Regions from separate parts of the Mus musculus genome. Here region 1 is linked to region 2. Evidence: chromatin loops called from intact Hi-C (ENCODE). Cell type or tissue: heart. All regions are shown on one strand.

What was found. Peaks named below come from ENCODE experiments on the same cell type or tissue, not always from the same donor. Only the 100,000 strongest peaks of a DNase experiment are listed, where the experiment ranks them.
Region 1: it touches region 2 in a loop (2.0-fold over the local background); 7 of 42 quality-filtered maps call a loop at or near these places.

The regions. Positions count from the first base shown.
Region 1 is chr19:5,084,722-5,092,721 of GRCm38, forward strand. It overlaps Tmem151a (transmembrane protein 151A), which reads right to left and starts at 770. Exons shown (of 2, transcript NM_001001885.2): 1 at 577-770. The coding sequence starts at 651. It overlaps Yif1a (Yip1 interacting factor homolog A (S. cerevisiae)), which reads left to right and starts at 3,817. Exons shown (of 8, transcript NM_026553.4): 1 at 3,817-4,027; 2 at 4,698-4,909; 3 at 5,051-5,155; 4 at 5,283-5,361; 5 at 6,647-6,704; 6 at 6,820-6,975; 7 at 7,408-7,501; 8 at 7,581-8,000. The coding sequence starts at 3,997. The coding sequence ends at 7,727. In heart, CTCF peaks have their summits at 2,005 (motif pointing right), 3,224 and 3,747; DNase peaks (open chromatin) are centred at 860, 3,710, 4,810, 7,538 and 2 weaker places; H3K4me3 peaks cover 3,734 bases; H3K27ac peaks cover 2,735 bases; H3K27me3 peaks cover 1,990 bases.
Region 2 is chr19:5,033,981-5,041,980 of GRCm38, forward strand. It overlaps B4gat1 (beta-1,4-glucuronyltransferase 1), which reads left to right and starts at 4,846. Exons shown (of 2, transcript NM_175383.2): 1 at 4,846-6,052; 2 at 6,327-7,154. The coding sequence starts at 4,997. The coding sequence ends at 6,518. It overlaps Brms1 (breast cancer metastasis-suppressor 1), which reads left to right and starts at 7,383. Exons shown (of 10, transcript NM_134155.3): 1 at 7,383-7,510. It overlaps Gm30581 (a long non-coding RNA gene), which reads right to left and starts at 4,914. Exons shown (of 2, transcript XR_388294.3): 1 at 4,490-4,914; 2 at 3,837-4,309. n-TSgct6 (a tRNA gene) reads right to left here and starts at 4,405; the gene lies at 4,324-4,405. In heart, CTCF peaks have their summits at 4,814 and 7,417; DNase peaks (open chromatin) are centred at 4,431, 4,841, 5,591, 7,351 and 1 weaker place; H3K4me3 peaks cover 4,354 bases; H3K27ac peaks cover 3,163 bases.

The DNA of each region.
Region 1 (8,000 bases), 51 kb after region 2:
ACACCTATCATCTTACACTTGGCACATCCTCCTAGCTAGAGCTGGGGAGGGGGTCTGGGGATCTCAGCCACTGGAGTGGGCCCTCAGTCCTCACCTGGGGGTGGGGGAGAGAAAGGTATCAGCAGGCTCCGCTCCTTTCTCTTCCGTTTTTCCCTCCCCCACCTCCAGTCCCTGCCACCGCTACTGCATTGCAGGCACCGCCCGACACCTCGTGAGCAACTGGGCTGGACTGGGGGCCTGACCCCATGGCCCAAGCAGTCACGGACAGCATCCCCGGCTGCGCTATGGAACAGGGACGTGTGGGGGCCACAGGGGCTGACGTCACAGGACAGGAGAAGATGGTTGAGGGGGCGTCGAGGGTCAGGGTCTCCCCTACATTCCTGCCATCTATTCCTGCCTTGACCTACGTGGATCCCGAAGCCTCGACCCCTACCAGAACGCTGTCTCCCCAATGACGTCATTGCTGGAGGGGCTCCGGGACTTTCCTCCTCAATCCCTCTCCGGGGATCGCCCCTCTACTTGTCCCCTTCACCTCTCTACAGCCCTGGCTTCTTTCCCACTACTCGCCCCCGGTACCTCCTCTCGCAGCGGCTCGCCGTCCGGAACGAGCGCGGGCACCTCCCCGCAGTCTCCACCTTCGCCCTCCGGCATGGTGTCCTGGCTGCTTCGGCTGCCAGGCCCTGGCTCGGGGCATGATAAGCAGGGGTGCGGGGGGGCTGCGGTGCGGCCCCGAGGGGCGTCCGCTCGGCTCGGCGGCCGCTGAAGAGTGCGCGGAGCCCAGCCCGAGCGCGGCGGCGTTGGCGGCCGCGGTGCCCGGCGCCCCGCCCTCCGCTGACCCCGCCCCCGCAGCACCGGTGGCGCCGCTGGCCGCGCCTGGCACCGCGGGCACACCCCATCTCCACCCCCTCGCCTGTGGGAAGCCCAGTCTGGACCGCCGGACGCCTGGTTTCTCTAGCCGCGCTCGCGCTTGCGACCTTGGGCGAGTCCTTGCTCTGCGGCACCCGAGTCTCCCCAACTGAGTAATGAAGACGGCCATGGTGGGTGGACGTCCGCAGGTTCCTCTCTAGGGAATAGGCCCAGCACTAAGCCCACCCAGACTTCACCCCATAAGCTTTGCTTGTTGACAGTTAATACCCAGAAGGGAAAGACAGTCTCATCTGCTGGATTACAGGCTGGTGGGCTGGAGCCAGGGCACCAGGAACTCTAGGCTGCGCGACTTTTGACCAGCATGTTCAAGCCATAAACTCAGCCTTTCTATCTGAGAAATGGGAATGATAATATGTTGGATTAAAGTCACTAGCATGTTTAGGCCAGGCGGGGGCGGGGTGTGTGTGTGATAGGTTTGCCCTGCATGGGACACCCTTTTCTCAGGTGTGTATAGCTCACGGGGCTGGTTTCTCACATTTCAGAGGCCTCAAATTCAGAGATTCACCTACCTCTGCCTCCTGAGCTGGGACTAAAAGTATATTTCACTGTCCTCCATCTTTGCTTATTTTGTGTTTACTTTTAAAATTACTATTTTATTTTATATGTGTTTTGCCTGTATGTTTGTCTGTACACCACATACAAGCAGTGCCCACAGAGGGCAGAGGAGGGTGTTCGATCCCCTGGAACTGGAATGATAGATGGTTGTGAGCTGCTGAGTGAATAATGGGAATCTAAGCAGGTCCTTTGGAAGAGCGACCATCTCTCCAACCGCACCCATTTGTTTACTTATTGGGCCTAAATGTTTTCTGGCTATTGTCTATATGTAGTTAGTGTGCCTGGGCACTAGGAAGACATAGATAGGTGTTAGGAATGACATAGTTCCTGTCCTCATGGAAAATATTCAGGGAAAATCTGATTAAAGAGGGGTTTAGAACCCAGACTCTAGCCATCACTCTGGGCCATGGTCAAGCCTCCGTTCCCTTTGTCCCTCTGTAAGGGCTAAAGTGATCCCCCCTTTTATTTTTATTTTTTAAAGGTGTATTTATTTTATGTATGAGTGCTCTATCTGCACGTACACCTGCATGCCAGAAGAGGGCATCAGATCCCATTACAGATGGTTGTGAGCCACCATGTGGTTTCTGGGAATTGAAGTCAGGACCTCTGGGTTTTTTTGATTGTTTGTTTGTTTGGTTGGTTGTTTTTTTTTTTTTTTTTTTCTGAGACAGGGTTTCTCTGTATAGCCCTGGTTGTCCTGGAACTATTTTGTAGACCTCGAACTCGTGATTTTGTAGGCTGGCCTTGAACTCGTGATCCTCCTGCCTCTGCCTCCTTCACCAAATCCTACCGGCGTACGCATCCACAACTGGCAAGATTTATTTATTTATTTTATATATACAATACACAATAGCTGTATAGATAGTTGTGAGCCATTGTGTGGTTGCTGGGACCTTCGGAGAGCAGTCAGCCAATGCTCTTAACCACTGAGCCATCTCTCCAGTCCCGATCTCCCCCCCCCCCCAAAATTAATTACATGTTAAATGTATTTGTTCTGTGTATCTCTCTCTGGGCGGGATGGTGCAAAGAGGTGCACTTTAACATAGCTCGAGTGTACAAATCGGAGGAAGATTTTTCGGAGTTGGCTCTCTTCTTCCACCGTCTGGGAATTGAATTTAGGTTCTCAGGCTTGGCAGTCTGCTGAGCCATCTCACAAGCAAGCTAACATGACTCTTAAAGGATTTGGACAAATGGATAAAAAGGGAAAGGCATATCTCCCGCATCCCAGGCGGAGGAGCAAAAGCAGCTGTTGGACAGCATGGGCTGAGTTTGGGGATCAGAAAAGTCTGACCTTATGCAACTAAACGCTGAGTAGTTAGTCAGCTGTAAGTATCCGAGGGTGTGTCATGCTATCTAGAGAATAGTACCTGACAGTCTGTGAGAGAGGGACCCTTGGAGGGATTGTCTCCAGCGACGATGGGAGTGGTTACAGCCTGGGTGGGAAGAAAAGAGCCTAGGAGACTAGGAGTGAAGCTTACGGGCCTCACTTGGAGATCACAGGACTGGTGATGACTCAGGAGACCTTCAGGAGACAGGTCACTACACCTCTGCCTCCCAAATCTCCCGGACCACTGGAGAAAGCGATGGAACAAGGCCCAGTACAGATTCCTGTCCCATGTATACCACCAGGACTTCGTATCTTCTGGGTGGTCTCAGTTTCTGTCTCCTGCCCCATGCGTGAGCGCGTGTGTGCGTGTGAGTGCGTGTGTGCATAACGTATTGAGCGCGATTCCAAACCCTCCCAGCAGAGGCCCTCGGGGATGAGCCCAGCGGCGGACTCTACAGGGCATTTTCAGCACCAGCCGACGGACAGCACCAGTTCTGAAAGGAGTGGGAGGGCGGAGGAGGAGTCAGCGTTCCAGGGCTCAGGGCCGCGCTGTCACTCTCCCGGTGCGGGCAACAACAACAATTTCTAGCAGGCCGGAGCTCCAAAACAGGATGGAGTGAATTGGAGGAAAGAGCACAGAGTAGGGGCAGGGATCAGTCAGAGCTTGACCGACCGCCGCATTCCTCTTGGACTGCATTGCGGCGGAGCCAGCTTTGTGCCCTGACTAGTTGGGTCGGTCAGGACTTTAATCTTCCTATTGGCGTAGTCGTGGCAAGGAGCGTCAAGCGCCTCTTGGCGCAGACGCGGAACTAAGTTACAACTCCTTCTCACCTATTGGCTGGTAGCGCCGCAAATTAGCCAGCCTACTAGTCAATCCGAGAACATCTTGAGTAGCTCCGCCCCCTATCTGTCGGAAGTTGAATATGACAAAACCCGATTGGAAGAGAGCTCACCAGTAGCCAATTGAAAGTGTAAAGGGGGAGAACCAGCTCTTCCGACGAGCCAATGGTAGACAGCGAAGTGTGACGCCAAGGACATGGCGGCCGCGATCGGACAGCCCTGGGACGTGTCGGGCCGTCGGGTAACTTCGGTCAGGACCAGGCAAGAGAAGTAGCTGTTTCAGTAGTGTTCGTACCCACGACTCAGCGAAGTACCCACGACCCTTGGGTAGAGCGAACGTCACGGCCATGGCTTACCATTCGGCATATGGAGTCCACGGTGCGTGAGGAGTGGGGAGGGCGGGGCGCGGCCTGGCAGCGGGGAGCCAAATACGCTGAGAGACCCACTGGTTCTGTTGGAGAGGGTCTGCAGTGACCGCTGCCCAGGGCGGGGAGAGTGTCTCTCGGGTTCCTGCCCTGCCACACTGCAGCGTGTCCTGGACTTCGCCCTTACTAGCCAGTCCTGAGATCAGGCTGCGACAGCACTACTGGGATCCTCAAGTCTAATCCTGCTTGTACCGAATTTGCCTCCAGAACTTCCTTTCCCTCTTACAACTCGGGCAGCATTCCTGACCACTGTCCAGGGACTCCGAATAGCCAATATTGCCTTTTCTACCTGTGTTAAGTCAAGGAATGTCTTTGCGGTGATTGTGCCCAAGCAAACGTCTTTTCACTCGCTAGTACTCAGAGATCATTTCCCTTGAGAGACTTCCTAGAAACCCCAAATGGGTAGCCATGTTTAGGCACACCTTTCCCACTGCATGCAGTAAATGATCCCCCACCCTGACCCCCCGAAGGATAGGAGATCGACTTTAAAACTCATCCTGCCTTTTCCTCAATTGTTCGGTGCCTTAGGACCTATGCACAGCTTCCCAGCCTGGGGAAAGGGCAGTGGTCTGGGTTCTTGCTCTGTAATTCTGTAATCTACTTTGGTCCTCTCACACCTGCAGGTTCCAAGCATAGGACCCGGGCAGCTCCAGACCCTCCTCCACTCTTCGATGATACAAGTGGTGGTTATTCCAGCCAACTGGGCGGATACCCAGCCCCAGGAGCTGATGTAGCCTTCAGTGTCAACAACCTGCTTGGAGACCCAGTGGCCAATATGGCAATGGCCTATGGCACCTCCATAGCATCCCAAGGGAAGGACATAGTGCACAAAGAGGTGTGCCCTGGGCTCCCGGGAGGAGGGAGGCAGGGCTTCTGGCCAGGGTTGGGGTGTCACAGGATCCCATCTTACTCCCCAGGCATCCTTTAGGAAGGATCACGGTAGGGCTCATCCATAGCCTCTTCTCTTTACTTCCAGCTGCACCGTTTTGTGTCCGTGAACAAACTCAAGTATTTTTTTGCTGTGGACACAGCCTATGTCGCTAAGAAGCTAGGGCTATTGGTCTTCCCATACACACATCAGGTGAGCTTCCCACCAGGAGAGCTGGCCAGCCTCTCCCCACTCGCGGATAACCTGACTGATCATCAGATCTCAACCCTCTCTCTCTTTCTCTCTGCTCCTGTTTACCCGACCACCTCGCCACGGCCAGAACTGGAAAATGCAATACAGCCATGATGTGCCTCTGCCCCCGCGGAAAGATCTCAATGCCCCTGACCTCTATATCCCCAGTGAGTCTCTGATGTGGGGCTTGGCCACAAAGGGGACTTGTGCCTTGAGCATAGTTAGGAAGACGATTCTGTTAATGACCCAGCGTTCATTCCTGGAGCTTTCCACGTGGGACTGTTACTAGACACTAAGTTGACAGGATGACCAGTAGGAAACTTCCTGAATGACCTTGATTTTTTTTTTTTTTTTTTTTTGGTTTTTCGAGACAGGGTTTCTCTGTGTAGCCCTGGCTGTCCTGGAATCCTGGAACTCACTCTGTAGACCAGGCTGGCCTCGAACTCAGAAATCTGCCTGCCTCTGCCTCCCGAGTGCTGGGGTTAAAGGCGTGCGCCACCACGCCCGGCACTTTCCTGACTTTTAAAGTGGACCCTGTCTCTCTCCAGCCTGGAGCTCAGGGTTTCACTCGGCCCAGCAGTTCCCAGCTGTAGGGCTTCAGACTTTGGATCCTCACAGCTGCCTGCGTCCCCATGGCGCTTGTCAGGCTACCTACTTGCCTCTGCACTTCACTCTGTCCTGTTGGCTAAGAAGGTTCAGGCTCAGGGCACACACAAGGAAAGCAGATATACTAGGGCAGAGCTGTCTGGAGGAGCTGTCAGGAAGGGCAGCCGCTAAGGTTGTTCCATCCTCTGTTCCTCTCATGATCTGTTACAAAGCTGGTATTGCCATCCTTTGTCATATGCTGAAGTCAAGGCTATAAGGCCTTAACTGCCCCATCGCTTACAGGTAGCAGTCCTGTGCCTTCTGGTGGCTCCATCAACCTGGTGTCTGGGGAGTTGAAATTGCTGCTGAAGCCTGCCTGGCTCCCTACATCTTTGAGCTCCTGTGAAAACAGCTCATAGTTAACCAGGGGTTTCTGCATGGCCAGTGGTCAAACTCATAATTGTTGGTGGAGAGGGACCCTATTCCCAGAATCCTGGACCCTAGGACAGCCTATGTTGTCCATGAAGCTTTCTTTTTGGTTCTAGTCTTGCCAGAAATCAGGCTGGTACCTGTCTAGGATGAGCAGAGGTCTTGACCGTGGTGTTAATTCTGGAGATATTGCAGGGAGCTGATGAGTTTCCTAATGGGAGGGAAGGTGATGGCTATGGTCCTGGGAGGCCCAGTAGTAGTCAGCTGGAAGGGGCAGTCGAGAGGCGCACCGGGGACAGGACATTGGAGAGTGAAGTTGGGATATGCAGGGAGGGAAGGATGGGAGAGGCTGGAGCACTAGTGGACTTGAATGCCTAATGAGGGGCTCTGGGTGAGGAAGCCAGAGGAACTACTTCCTCTCTTCTCTTCTCTTGGCAGCCATGGCCTTCATCACATACGTGCTGCTGGCTGGAATGGCGCTAGGCATTCAGCAAAGGTTAGTATTCTCTTCTCCCTCCTGGCTTATGTCCCTTCCTCTGTAGGGAATCTGTGCCAGGTCCTAGCTCACCCACCTTGGGCCTACCCTGACCTACCTTCTCCCATGGCTGCAGGTTCTCCCCAGAGGTGTTGGGCCTGTGTGCAAGCACAGCACTGGTGTGGGTGTTCATGGAGGTGTTGGCTCTGCTTCTGGGCCTCTACCTGGCCACCGTACGCAGTGAACTGAGTACCTTCCACCTCTTGGCTTACAGCGGTTACAAATATGTGGGGTGAGTGCCTGCAGGCTGAGAGGAGCCTGAAGGGTCTCAGGCTACAGGTTTTGGGCCTATGTAGCAACAGCCTTCACTGTGATGCTAGAGACAGTTCTACTCCGTCTCAACCGCCAGCTCTACGCTGTGAGTTGGTGGCTGTTTCTGACAGTCTCCCCTTGGAGCCAGTGACTTTAAAGAGACTGGGGATTTGTTAGTTACCTTGGGGAGCCCAGAGAAGGGAAGGGGAGTTTAGGCCCTGGGACTGAGTCCTGAACCTTGCAGGTCTATTTGGAGTCTGGTTCTTTGTAGGGAACAGCCCAGTGTTGTGGGTCATGGTACTGGGTAGTTGTAGGCCCTGGTGGGTGGGGCTAGTCTCAGGCTCCAACCTCAGGAACCTCCAGTTCACTCCTGCACCCCCAGTTCATTCCCACTTCACTCCTGCACCCCCAGGATGATCCTTAGTGTGCTCACGGGGCTGCTCTTCGGCAGTGATGGCTACTACGTGGCCCTGGCCTGGACATCATCTGCGCTTATGTACTTCATTGTGAGTGTGGGGCGGCCCCTCCCCCTCTCCTCTGGGACACATTCCCCTTCCTAGCCCACTCAGCTCTCCTCTCTTCCAGGTACGATCTTTGCGGACTGCAGCTTCAGGCCCTGACAGCATGGGGGGCCCAGCCCCTCGGCAGCGTCTCCAGCTCTACCTGACCCTGGGAGCAGCTGCCTTCCAGCCCCTCATCATATACTGGCTGACCTTCCACCTGGTCCGGTGATCCCTGGTCCTTAGGTGGCACTCATTTTTCCATACATTGAAGATTTGGTTTCCTTAACTTGGCTTGACCCTGGTTCCTGGGACCTGAGGGGAAGCCATAGGTATCTGCTTTGCCCAGGGGACTAGGCTTCAGGCTTCTAAGAGAAGGGTAAGCGGATTCTGGGAGAGCATCCTCGAGGCATCTTTTATACTGCTTTGAAAAACAGCTGGAAGGGTCGCATCGGACACAGCTGGAAAGGGAAGATGGAAGGGTGGCTACAAGGAGACTTCCAAG
Region 2 (8,000 bases):
GTACAAAAACATGACCCCATCTTGTCCTTTTCCTGTTGCCCAGTGTCTTGCTCCTACCACCTCCTCAGCCCTGATACAGTTCTGCCATCAGACTCTGCCTCACCTCAAAGCAACCCATTCCCACCAGCAAGCCCTTGGAAATATCAGTATGGAGAGGACTGAGCCAGCTTCCTAGGAGGGACACAGACATTTGAAGCTCAGTCTTGACCCTAGGTTTTTGAACCTTTTATAAGGAGGCTGGGTAGCACTGGTTAAAATTCTACATATGAGAAGCACTTGGCCATGGGGTAGGTGCCTTCCAAGACTTAGAAGGTGCACCCAGGAGGATCAGGACTTCAAGATCATCTTTGGCCACTTAGGGACTCTGAGGCCAGTATGAATTACATGAGGCCCTGTCTCAAAAAGAAACAAGCAGGGCTGGGGAGACAGCTCAGAGGTTAAGAGCACTGGCTGCTCCTTCAGAGCCACGGTCCTCGAATTATGGTTTGCAACTGTTTGTAACTTCAGTCAGTTCCTGGGTACCCGACAACCCTCTTCTGACTGCTATATGGGGTACACAGGCATACATATACACATAAAATCATATGTAAAAATGGTTAGAAGGTGAATTTTAAACACTAAGCAATAATAACAAAAACATCAGAGAAGTATTTGACACCTGTGAACTTGTGCGCTCCTTCCCGGGCCCTAGCGGTAGTTTCTGCTTTGGATAGGGCTGCAGCCTTGGTCTGGCTAGAGGCACTAGGCCAAGGCTATGTAGGATTGTGGGTCCCGAGTCCACTCTGCCATAGGGTACGGCCACTTGGGAAGGCAGAACTCAGGGAGTCTGACTCTGCCCCACAAAGCTGTGAATGAATGTCTTGCCTACATGTATATGTACCATATGTGTGCATGGTGCCCTTAGAAGTCAGAAGAGAGCATTAGATGCCCTGGAACTGTTGTTGCAGATGTTTGTGACTACTGTATGGGTGCTGGGAACTGAACCTGGGTCATCTAGAGCAGCTGGTACGATTAACTGCTGAGCCAGCCCTCCAGCCCATTAGCTGAGTTTTGAGCAAGGACCAGGTTGCCCATGGGACCAGTTGCCCAAGGACCAGTTGGCCCATGGCCTTGTGATATGGCCTGATCCAGCTTCCCTGGTGAGAGGAACCAACCAACACATTCCTCTAGGGAGAGTGCAGCCACATAACGTGGAGAGACATCTTGAGGAGGTTAGCCTATTACAAGGAACAGGTGAGGGGATGTCAGAGCATGACAGAACAGGGCATGCCTCTGTAGTCATAGCTGTTGCCGTGATACTGTGGGTGGACCTGGATGGTGTCCAGGCTGTTTTTCAGGGTCTCTCAACAAAATCACAGTTGATTGAAGTCACCTAACTAGGCTTCGGCCACTGCTGTGACCCTTTAATACAGTTCTCATGTTGTGGTGATCCCCAGACATAAAATTATTTTTGTTGCTACTTCATAACTGTAATTTTGCTACTGTTATGAATCATAATGTAAAATATCTGTGTTTTCTGATGGTCTTGGGCAACCCCTGTGAAAGGGTCATTGGACCCTCAAAGGGGTCTGGACCCACAGGTTGAGAACCACTAAAGACTTGAGTTGGTTAGCAGGTGCTTCCATGCCAGCATCTCACTAGTCCTTTTGTTTGTTTGACGTTTTAAAGACTTTCACCAATAAATAATAAATAAATTCTGGCCCCCCAAAAAAAGGTAAGGCAACTAAAAGTAAGACTTCCTTGCAGTGTTTTGTCTTCGTCTCTCCTCTCTCCTGGGCTTGTTGGTTGGTTGTTACAGTTCGGATGTTAAACGTCTTCAAGGATTGTGTGTTGAGTCTGTTTGGGCTTTCTGTCTGTCTGAATGTCTGTTGGTTGGTTTGTTTGTTTTGACACAGGGTTTCTCTGTGCAGCCCTGGCTGTCCTGGAACTCAACTCACTCCTCCATGTAAGTTTTTAATCTCGGAGGTTTTGCTACAGCCACAAAAACTCAACTCACACAGTGTAGCTGTGAGGAGCCAGGTGATCGGCTCAGGAGGGAGGGAAAGCAGACCTTGTTAAAACAGAGCTGCCTTCCTCTGTCTCAACACATCTGGGAACAACCCAAAGGGCTGAGGCCAAGCACAGCTCAGAAGCCTCAGGAGGGCGCTGCTCTGGTCAAGGACAGTTCTCTCCACAGTGAAAGGCCCAGGGAGGCCCAGCGGCTGTCTGGATCCCAGTGAAGGCAAAGAAAGCTCAAGGTCTGACAGGGAAAATCTGGAAGGGGCTTCTGTGGTGACCTGAAAAGCTCCCTGAGCTTTCAAGGCCTCTCTAAAGTCATGTGCATGCAGAGTGAGGTGCATGTCCAGAACTGACCTGGGAAGAGCATGCGTTTCACCCGAGCAGGTCCTTAGAGTCGGGAGAGGTTACAGCAGAGTTGTAAGCATCTTGGCTGCTGTTGAAGACAAGCCTCAGCACAGAGCGAGAAGCCATGCTAGCTCTCTGGACAACTGTTACTAGTGGGAATGTAAGCCATACCATCCAGCCTTTAAAACAGAAATTGAGCTAGCCATGGTAGGTATGCCTGAAATCCCAGCAGTGGGGAACACAAGGCAAGAGAATCACGCGAAGACAGCCTCGGGCTCCATACTAAGGCTGAGGCCAGACTCAATGGGGCCAGGTACCCAGGCAGCAAACCCGAATCTCTGTGAGTTGGAAGCCAGCCTGTTTTACATAGTGAGTTCCAGGATCACCAAGACTACATAGATAACCTGTCTCAAAAACAAACCACCACCACCAACAACAACAAAACCCCACACCCTCTATCACAAAACCACAAACAATAAAATAATGTGCTGGCAGCACTCCAGAGGTGGTGGCAGGAGGCTCACAAGTTCAAGCCCATCCTGAACTACAATAGCAAGGTACTCTTTAAAATAATAATAATAAAATAAAATGGGGGTGGCTCAGGGGAGAGCACAGCTGCACCAGTGCCCATTCCACCACATCCCTACTTCATTCCTCCTCGCCATAGCCCCTTAGCTCACAAAAGCCACCAAAGGTTTTCTTCAAATGAAATATTTTAAAGTTCCATTTTAATAGTGTTTATTTTATGAAGCCTATTATTCTAAGAGTTCTGTTTGTGAAGAAAAAAGTTAAAAACAGGATTACTGAGCTATATATCAGTTAAAGAGAGAAAGAGAGAGGGAGGGGGGAGAGAGAGAGAGAGAGAGAAGATATGCCCACTTGCCCCCAGGATTTCTGTGTAGCCCTAGCTATCCTGGAATTAGCTCTATAGACCAGAACTTGAACTCAGAGATCTACCTGAGTCTGCCTCCCTAGTGTGTACCCCACTACAGCCCAGGTTATTAAAAAACAATACAAAACAATGCCTGGCAATGGTGGCACACACCTTTAGTCCCTGCACTCAGGAGGCAGAGGCAGGTGGATTTCTGACTTCGAAGCCAGTTTGGTCTACTGAGTGAATGCCAGGACAGCCAGAGCTACACAGAGAAACCCTGTCTTGAAAAACTAAACCGAACTAAAGTTCTCACAGTGCAGTAAGTCTGGTTTTTGATCCCTGTGTCTACAAAACCAGGCCTGAAAATTCGGAACCTCTCCTGACGCATGTCTTCACTGAAAAAGACACTACCTTTATGTGCAGGGCTCCCAGTCCCAGCGACTAACACAGCCTTGGCAGAGAGCTGGCACCTCTGAGTACTTCTGTGTCAATCTGTAAAATGGGGGTATCTTGAATGTTTAGGACCCTACAGCCTGTGGAAGCCCCCAACCCACCCAATCCAACCCTGCCACTAGGTGCCCTCCCTAGTCTGTCTTCTGCTCGCAGCATATCTCTTGACTCAGTTAAAAATAAAGTCAAGTATTTATTTATTAAGTCAGTTGATGAAGCAACGGAGGTACCCGCCCTTCCCCCACACGGTTTCCATTCACCCTCAAACACTAAGTGTCTTCAGTATACACTGTTTCAATGCATGCGATGGACCAAGGACTGTGTAAATAAGATGTTTCCACCCTGGAGGAAGCGAGAGGAAGCAGCAGTGATTTAAATAATCACACCCCTGCAGAGACGATCAGGTGAGGTGCTGATGGTCAAAATCCGAGTACTCCTCTTAGAGGAAACGACCCCTACGCTGTACTTAAAAGGAAAAGAAGAGTGGAACCTTAACGCCATGCACATCCTGAAAGCTGTAGTACAAAACCCGCTGGAAACATGGGTTGTGGGCAAATAGTTTGGAGAAGAGAGTCGGACCCCGGGTGTTTTCACTTCGCTGCTCACGAGAGGAAGAATGTAGAAAATTAAGAAGTCTTCTCCCTACAAAACAGGACCGACGAGGATGGGATTCGAACCCACGCGTGCAAAGCACAATGGATTAGCAGTCCATCGCCTTAACCACTCGGCCACCTCGTCCCACACACGATGATCCTTTCCACATTCCCATATCTCCCATCTCCAGCGCACCTCAACGCTTTCATTCATGACTCTGGTACTCACCCGGAAAAGTTCAGAAGAAGAAATAATAACAAAGAGTTTTTTAAATTTCCTCTAGGAAGGATTCAACCGGGACCCGCGCCATCACGCCAGTGATGCAGCCAAGCTCTATCGGGGATCCTGTTCCTGTGGCCCAGCGAGCGCATTGAAGTTTCAGGACGCGCTAGGACTGGGGGGGGGGGGGAGTAGGGGGGATCTGCGTCCAGTTCCCCGGGGAGAGAAACCGGTCCAGGGGTCCTCGGCCGCGCGCCGAGACCGCGGCTAGGTTCAGCGTTTGCAAAGCGCGCGCCGAGGAACCACTGCTGCAGTAGCTCCTCCTCTCTCACAGAGGGCGAGCTGGCACGCGCCTCCATGGAGGCGAGCGGATGGTGGGAGGAGCTGCGCGTAGGGCTCGGCTGGCCTCGGCTGGCCTCGGCTGCGCTCGGGAGGCTGCGGTAAATCCGGGCTTGCGGTGGCTGGCAGAGGCTACGGCCCGGTGGTCCCTGCTTCGTGCCGGGATCCCCGAGAGCCATGCAAATGTCCTACGCCATCCGATGCGCCTTCTACCAGCTGCTGCTGGCCGCGCTCATGTTGGTGGCAATGCTGCAGCTGCTCTACCTATCGCTGCTCTCTGGACTGCACGGCCAGGAGGAGCAGGAACAGTATTTCGAGTTCTTCCCGCCGTCTCCGCGATCCGTAGACCAGGTAAAGTCTCAACTCCGCACCGCACTGGCCTCCGGAGGCGTTCTAGATGCCAGCGGCGATTATCGCGTCTACAGGGGTCTATTGAAGACCACCATGGACCCCAACGATGTCATCTTAGCTACGCATGCCAGTGTGGACAACCTACTACACCTGTCCGGACTTCTGGAGCGCTGGGAGGGTCCGCTGTCCGTTTCAGTGTTCGCGGCCACCAAAGAGGAGGCGCAGCTGGCCACGGTGCTGGCCTACGCGCTGAGTAGCCACTGCCCCGAGATGCGCGCCAGGGTCGCCATGCACCTCGTGTGCCCCTCGCGCTATGAGGCTGCTGTGCCCGACCCCCGAGAACCTGGAGAGTTTGCCCTGCTGCGGTCCTGCCAAGAGGTCTTTGACAAGCTAGCCAGGGTGGCCCAGCCCGGGATTAATTATGCACTAGGGACCAACACCTCCTATCCCAATAACCTGTTAAGGAATCTGGCTCGGGAAGAGGCCAACTACGCCCTGGTGATTGATGTGGACATGGTGCCCAGCGAAGGGCTGTGGAGAGGCCTGAGGGAAATGTTGGATCAGAGCAATCACTGGGATGGCACAGCCCTGGTGGTGCCTGCATTTGAAATCCGCCGGTCCCGCCGAATGCCGATGAACAAGAACGAGCTGGTGCAGCTCTATCAGGTGGGCGAAGTCCGGCCCTTCTATTATGGGCTGTGCACGCCTTGCCATGCGCCCACCAACTACTCCCGCTGGGTCAACCTGCCAGAGGAGAGCTTGCTGAGACCTGCCTACGTGGTGCCCTGGAGGGACCCCTGGGAACCATTTTATGTGGCTGGAGGAAAGGTGCCCACATTTGACGAACGCTTTCGGCAGTATGGTTTCAATCGAATCAGCCAGGTACTTAAAAGGGAGAGGGCATGTAGGACTAAGACTGGAGGCGTGTCAGGGGTGAAGTGGCCATTGGTGGAAAGGAGGCAGTGAAGCAAGAAGAAAGTGGTTGGATGATGGAGAATTGAGGACAGTGGAGTGGAACTTTAGGGATGATCATGTGGGCCCTGGGGATATCATTAAGTTATTGTGATTAAATCACTGTGACCTCTCCCTGTCTCTCTCCCTCTCTTCCCTCTCCCCTCCTCTATCTCTCCCTCCCCCCCCCCCGCCCCTTTTCCAGGCTTGTGAGCTGCACGTGGCAGGGTTTAATTTTGAGGTGCTGAACGAAGGTTTTCTGGTTCATAAGGGATTCAAGGAGGCATTGAAGTTCCATCCCCAAAAGGAGGCTGAAAACCAGCGCAATAAGATCCTTTACCGCCAGTTCAAACAGGAGTTGAAGGCTAGGTACCCCAACTCTCCCCACCGATGCTGAGTCCTTGTCTTCCATGGTCTGAGAATTGTCAGTATCTGGCTCCAGGCCTGACTGGGGTAAGAAACATGCCTCCACTTTACAGAGGTAGCTATGGGTTTGGAACACTGGACTTGACTATGGGGTGCTGGGAGTCAAGTCTCAGCTTTACCACTAACTAGCTGTGTGGCCTTGAGCAAATACTATTACTTCTCTGAGCCTCCGTTACGCCGTCTGTAAAAAGGGAGGTGAAAATACCTACCTCACAGAACTGTTGGCTCAGATGAGACGCTGTATGTGTAAACATCCTGTAAACTTCGTACAAATGTGAAGTATTATTAATATTGCTACAGTGTTATTATGATATTGTTACTATTAACCATGTTGGGTGGATAGCGGCAGAGCAAAAAGTTTGAATGGGCTAGAGGTGGGAAGCTTGAGTGTTTAATAAAATGAGGCTTTTGGAAAGAAAGATGAAAACGTAGAATGTAGTGCTAAGAACGTTTCCCGTTCTCTCATGCCTTCGCCCTCCGCCCTCCGAGATCCCTGAAGGAGGAAAGAGATAAAGGTTAAAGTCCCAGATCTGTGCCCTCCAGTAGGTTGGGCTGCTCATTTGCCTTCGGATGACATTATGTAAATAAACGAATGTCACACCCACAGCTGGCTCTGTTACTCTCCTAAGCCGAGGGGTGGTGGGCCGGAGCACCGTGTTAGACGGCGGTGGACCCAAGGACACCGACCACAATGCTAGGACAGGCTGAAGGCCTGGGTTACTGGGGGCCAGTTGCTATGGAGACCCGTCCGCCGTATCCCGGCATGCCTGGACACCAGTGGTTCCATTGTAAGCGCCACAAATGGGCGCCTCCTGATGACGCACACGGAAGCGTCGACACCTCCTGGAGAAAGAGAATCCTGCGCAGCACTGTTCCGGAGATCAACGGCGGCGGCGTTCACACCCTGGGTCGGACAGCTCTCCGGGAGTCCTGGACGTGAGGCCGGAGGCCCCAGTGTCTGCGGTGCGTATGGCCACGCCCGGCGCTGGGTTGGGCTTTCCGGATCGGAGCTAAAGCAGAGACTTAACCGGCCCGACTCGCGCGCTGGCCTGAGAGGAGCCCGCGGTTCCGAGGGTGGATCGAGGTGGGATAGTTCCTTGCGCCGCAGAGTTTGTCCTCTGTGTCTGTAGGGAGGGGTCTGCTTTCCCTGGAGGTTTGCTGTGGAGGTGCTTATACACCGCGCGTTTACCGTGTGCCTCTTCCACTCCCTACAACCCTCAGCAATGGTATATCCCCTATTTGTACCCGGGTTAAGGAGGGACGATTGGTTGTGACTTCATTTAACGAAGTCAGGATCAGAGTCAGCTGGAGGAAGGAGATCCTTGAATTCATCCTGCGTCTTAGAAAGAGTATATACAACGGTGAAAAGGAATTGCCAGTGTGGAGGGTCTGAGGCGTGAAAAGGGGAACAGTGAGGCTGTTTTGGAGATCTGGATTTTCAGAGCAGGAGGAA